2 separate regions of the Homo sapiens genome follow, and region 2 is linked to region 1. The links are chromatin loops, found by intact Hi-C in ENCODE. Cell type or tissue: CD4-positive, alpha-beta T cell. All regions are shown on one strand. Each heading gives the region's core, and the rest is flanking DNA. Links, peaks and the distances in the headings are about the cores only. Region 1 overlaps FAM107B (family with sequence similarity 107 member B). Region 2 overlaps FRMD4A (FERM domain containing 4A).

Region 1 (2,917 bases), core at 322-2,821:
CAGAAGAGCTAGGAGAAAGCTGGAGCTGCCGACTCCTTGTGCCTCTGGCTGACCTCCAGAGGCCAGCAAACCTCTCATCTTACCTCCTATTGCCTTCCCCAGCCCTGGGCTGTATGTCACACTGTGTGCACCGTATTAAAACGTACTGAATGGGCCGGGCACAGTGGCTCACGCCTGTAAATCCCATCACTTTTGAGAGGCTGAGGCAGGCAGATCACTTGAGATCAGGAGTTTGAGACCAGCTTGGCCAAGTAGAAACCCCATCTCTACTTAAAAAAATAATAATAATAATACAAAAATGAGCCAGGCATCGTGGTGCATGTGTGTAGTCCCAGCTACTTAGGAGGCTGAGGCACGAGAATCGCTTGAACGCAGGAGGCAGAGGCTGCAGTGAGCCAAGGTCGCGCCACTTCACTCCAGCCTGGGCAATGCAGTGAGACTCCATCTCAAAAAAAAAAAAAAAAAAAAGTATTGAATGAACAGGATAATACGGGCGGTTTAGAGTACCCAAATGAAGGAACTCACCCCACCAAGTCTTCCCTGGCTCCTCCTCAGTGTTTCCCCTTTACACTCCTGCAGGACTCCATTAATACCTCTTGTAGGATACTGAAGTCTGATTCTATTAAAATTAAATTTGAAGTTGTCTTCTTTCTCATGTTAACCCCACAAAGGGAGGGCCTGACTCGCACTCAATTCTTAACCTCAGAAACATCTCAGTCACATAGTGGTCAGCTGAAACTGACCAGATAATGCTCACCTTACGCTTAGAAGGGCAGACATCAGATTTCCAAAAGGAGCCAAAAACTGAGTAGGGGAGGTCAACCCACGCTTTGAACAATTCTGTCTTCATTTGATCTTGAAAGAGCTCAGAAATAGTAAGACATAATCTTCTTAACACATACCAGTACAGAGAACCAAATACCCATTTCTCTAACCAACAGACGTGCTTTTAAGATGGCTCAAAAAAATCCTCACTAAAACTCCGTAACATTAATTGCTGTGTATCAACAGTGAGTCTTTTGCCAAAGAAAGATAACTTAGACTTTTGTCTGGTGAGAAATAGATATATTAGTACACTGGCTTGCATAAATATTCCCATGAAATAATTAGTTCATTAATATGCAGCACATTAATCTGCAAAAACTTCTAAGCAATGGAAATCCTGCCCAATTAATGGATTTCTTTAATAACTGATTGCCTTAAACTCATTGGCCTTAAAATTGATAAATTACACTTATCAAATAACATTTGATAGATGACTATTAAGTGATTTGGAGTTTCTCTCTCCTATGTAAAGTAGCTTGATGAAATCTGAAATTCAAGGACTCTTGATTTTACCAGCAAAGCACGTTCTGTGGTCTAACAGTGTCACCCAGTGGTAAAAGGCACAGTTTGGTGTTCAGGGGAGCTGTTGCTTTTTAAAAGAAATAACCCGTCATACGTGTTTCTTTACTAAAAGGAAAAGAAAAAAAACACTTTTTTGAATTGCAAGAAGAAAACTAGTACGTAAATTCTAAAAAACATGACTGGCACAGAAGTGAGCAGCTCTTCATCCAAGGCCACTCTGAAGCCTTTGGAGACCACTCAGGAAGGAGCATGCAGTCCTGAGCTCGGCCTCCTGAGCTCGGGAGAGAGGCACGGTGGTGTAGGACCCGTGACTCAGGAGCAGTGCAGGAGGAGTTGAAATCAGCCCGTTCTCCAGGCCAAACGAGAGACCACAGGCCACCCTCGCTCTCAGCTGCACTGTGTCCTTCCTGTTTTGCCTGTCTACCATGCAGCCACAATTCTCTAAAGTTCAGCACTTCCAGAAAAAAGAAACAAAAAGCAGCCAATTCTGTTCCAAGGTTCACTATCTGATCCTAAAAACTTTAAAAAAAAAAAAAAAAAACCAAAAACTCTCATATGGTGAAGCTTAACTGAAATAATAAATTATTTAGCTTCCTTATCTGCAAAAAGAGAAGGCTGTGCCAGATGACCCTTGAGATCCCTTATTAGTGAAATGTTCTGATAATAAAGAAGAGTTTGGCTCACCTGCTGGTCTCCACCACACAGGTTTATAACCAAGAGCCCTACAGCTCTTGTCCCACCCTGAGGGCCTGACTGACCTGTGGAGGGCCCCACCTTTCGCCTCCATTCACTCACCCCTGTTCCCAAGAACCACTGACTTCTTTACATGAAGCCTACATTGAGTAAGTTTTTAGGTACAGATGCTGAATTACCCAAGCTGTATCCACCCTCACTCCAGGCACCCCGAGGAGAGACTCAACTGCTTGGCCCAGGGTTAGAGAGGCCCACACGGGAAGGCAGAGTGGAGCAGATGTTATTTAACCAAAAGTCTGTATCCTGGGGCTCCCAGCTACCACAGTCAAGAAACACATTTTTAAAAAATCAAGACCCTTGAACTAGCAGCAGTAGTCACCCATACCGTATACGATAAATAAAAGTAAGCCAATGTTTATTCTTCTTTGCATAAAATCACCTATACCAACACTTATACATTACAGCATCATTCAGTTAATTCAAGTCTGAATCCCAGAAACTCTCCTGAAATCAAGCCACAGTTCAGCCCTATTCTTCCTAGTTTTTCCTGACATACTTTTGCTTACTCTATAAATCCACGGATATTCTTCTTGCCTACTCCCACCAAAGCCCAAATACACGTGAAAAAAGTTAATCATGAAGTTTTTCTTATTCCCTTACATTTAGAAAATCAGCATCTACTCTCATAGACTACTTGTAAGAAGACAAATTTCTGCTACTCTCTGAAGAATTTGTTGGCAATGTGTAGCAAAAGGCCTTACCGTGAAACACCCTTGAACGCAGTAATTCCACTTTTAGGAATTTACCCTAAAGACATCAACAGAGATGTAGACAAGTGTACACAGAATGATATTTATTCCGGCATGGTCTATGATAG
Region 2 (2,917 bases), core at 225-2,724, 760 kb before region 1:
TTTTTTTTGAGATGGAGTCTCCGCCTGTCACCAGGCTGGAGTGCAGTGGCGTGATCTTAGCTCACTGCAACCTCCACCTCCCAGGTTCAAGCAATTCTCCTGCCTCACCCTCCCAAGTAGCTGGGACTACAGGCATGTGCCACCATGCCTAGCTAATTTTTATATTTTTAGTAGAGACAGGGTTTCACCACGTTGGCCAGGATAATCTCAATCTCTTGACCACGTGATCCACCCGCCTCGGCCTCCCAAAGTGTTGGGATTACAGGCGTGAGCCAGCGCGCCGGGTCAGGAATCACATTATTAAATGGTGCCGTTAGCTTCATAACATTCCATTTATTTATAGTAATTAATTTATAAATGACTTCTCCTAATCAATAAAATGGCCTAAGGGGTAACACTTTGGAATTTCCAGCTTCAAATGATACTTTCAGGTTTCAGAGGGAAATTGAGGGAGAGGGAGTTCCTACCTTGTAGATGCAGGACTTCGCGTTCAGAAAGAAAAGCTCAATGGTAGCATTATCCTTCAGGTATGAAATGCTTTCTATATAGAACCTGAAAGAGAAAAATGGTGCGTGAACCACAGAAACAGCAGGTGCAGAAAATAAAGTGCTCTCTTGAGCTACATGATTTGAGATGAAAGCTGGCATTCCCCATCCTAAATAAACAAAGGAAAAAGGCACCATCCATGGTTTTTCTATGATTCCCTAGGGAGGACAAACTGTTTTTGGAGTTTTGATAGTGGCTTAGGGTCACGCCTAATGGGCCTCACCATAACCAAAGAACTGGGTCTACCACCAATTTGTAAGAACAAATTCTAAAACTAGGCCTCTGATTTCTTTGTCCTATCTGCTTTATAATTTTACATAATGTTATTTGTTTTCATCACATTGCTTGTTTGTCCTAAATTGTCATTGAGTTGGATTTTCTTTTCTTCTCCTTTTTTTTCTTTTTTTAGACAGGGTCTCGCTCTGTTGTCCAGGCTGGAGTGCAGTGGTGCATGGCTTACTGCAGCCTTGACCTCCCAGGCTCAAGCAACCTTCCCGCCTCAGCTTCCTGAGCAGCTGAGACTACAGTTGCATACCACCACGCCTAATTTTTTTTTTTTTTTGTAGATACGGAGTCTTCCTTTGTTGCTCAGGCTGGGCTCAAATTATCTGCCCACCTCAGCCTCCCGAAATGCTGGGGTAATAGATGTGAGCCACTGTGCCCAGCCAAGTTGGATTTTTAAAAGATAATTTCTTCTTAATCACAGCTTTCTTTGAAATGGTTACTACTACTCCCGAAGGTGGTGAAGTGTGATTTGATTTCTGCACATTCGGAGAGCTATGCTAAGTGCTCTTAACACTGTGATATGAATGCATATTAAGCCAAATGAGAATCGGATTTCATCTAGATGGAGCTTATAGATATTTTCAAGATGAAACATGCTGCCATTATTTAAGTTTACACTAAATGTGCCTTTATAATATTGACTTTGGAGTTTATTAAATTCTTTAATGAGATAATGCGCTTGTACTGTCTAATGACCAGCCGCACTGAAGGACTAGGAGTTGAAAGGAAGAGAGGGGAAAGGTTGAAATGCAACATCTTGGAGGGAAGAAGGTTCTGAGCAGGTGTAGCAACCCTTAGGGTGGACTAGGAGGGTGCTGGGTACCTGGGGCTCTTGGAAACTGGGTTCACCAAGAAGAGGCAGAAGGTGAGGAAGGTGAAATGAGAAGAAACAAGTACTACAGTTTTCTAGAATAGTGTTATAATCTGAGGGCCAGAATCCTCTGGAGGGAGTCAGAGAGCAGTGATGGAGTCCCCAGCTCTGTGTGACTCAGGGCAGTCACATCATCCTGCTGGGCTTCTGTTCTTCAGACCGTAAAAGAAGAAGTGGTTCTCTACCTAAGAAGTCCACTGGTTTTTAAATATTGGAAACTGACTACAATGTAAACAACAACAGCAGCAGCAAAAACAAGAGACCAACATCGTATAAGGTGAACAAACTGATGCCCTTAGCTTCAAGAAGTTCTATTCATTTATAGTAATTAATTTAAAAATGAATTCTTCTAATCAATACAATCACCTGAGGGGCAACAACTTGGAATGTCCAGCTTCAAATGATACTTTTAGATTCCACTGGGAAATGGAAGAGGAGGAGAGTTCCTACACTGGAGATACAGGACCTCATGTGTCTTTTTAGAAAGGAAAGCTCAATGGTAGCGTTATCCTTCAGGTATGGTAAAAGATAAAAGGATTTATCCATAATTGGCCAGGCGCGGTGGCTCACACCTGTCATCCCAGCACTTTGGGAGGCTGAGGTGGGGGGAATCACCTGAGGTCAGGAGTTCGAAACCAGCCTGGCCACCATGGTGAAACCCCTGTCTCTACTAAAAATACAAAAATTAGCCAGGGGTGGGTGTGGGTGCCTGTAGTCCCAGCTACTTGGGAGGCTGAGGCAGAAGAATCGCTTGAACCCAGGAGGGGGAGGTTGCAGCGAGCCGAGATGGTGCCACTGCACTCCAGCCTGAACAACAGAGGGAGACTCTATCTCAAAAAAAAAAAAAAAAAAAGTATCTTTTACCATACCTGAAGGATAATAATGCTACTGTTGCATAAACATGAAGATAAAAACCCACGTCTGTAGGCTACATCAAGCCCATGGCCCACCAGCTTGCAACCTCTTGTCTACACACTAAATAAATAAATAAAGCTTTCTATCATTTTTCAAATGTGTGCAGAGGCTGCTGTGATGAATACAATTCAAGTTTTTTTGAAATTGGTGAGTGAATTTGGAGTAACTTCAGACATTAAATTTTCTCAATCCACAGATATCATTAGTACAATTCTTATCATCTCAGGTTCTACAAAATTTGGAGGAATTACGCAGTGGTCCTCATACTTGTAAAGCCTGAAAATTAATGGACTGGCTGAT

The links. Peaks named below come from ENCODE experiments on the same cell type or tissue, not always from the same donor. Only the 100,000 strongest peaks of a DNase experiment are listed, where the experiment ranks them.
Region 2: a loop joins it to region 1, with 6 times the contacts of the local background. A loop is called at or near these places in 4 of 110 quality-filtered maps.

The regions. Positions count from the first base shown.
Region 1 is chr10:14,541,822-14,544,738 of GRCh38, forward strand. All of the region lies in intron 2 of FAM107B (family with sequence similarity 107 member B), which reads right to left. Among named protein-coding and RNA genes, the nearest start is that of MIR1265, 110 kb to the left of the region's middle. In CD4-positive, alpha-beta T cell, for the core only: a CTCF peak has its summit at 1,415 (motif pointing left); DNase peaks (open chromatin) are centred at 1,380 and 1,660; H3K4me3 peaks cover 513 bases; H3K27ac peaks cover 1,221 bases.
Region 2 is chr10:13,782,455-13,785,371 of GRCh38, forward strand. It overlaps FRMD4A (FERM domain containing 4A), which reads right to left. Exons shown (of 25, transcript NM_018027.5): 6 at 468-552. Among named protein-coding and RNA genes, the nearest start is that of PRPF18, 200 kb to the left of the region's middle. In CD4-positive, alpha-beta T cell, for the core only: a CTCF peak has its summit at 1,765; a DNase peak (open chromatin) is centred at 1,807.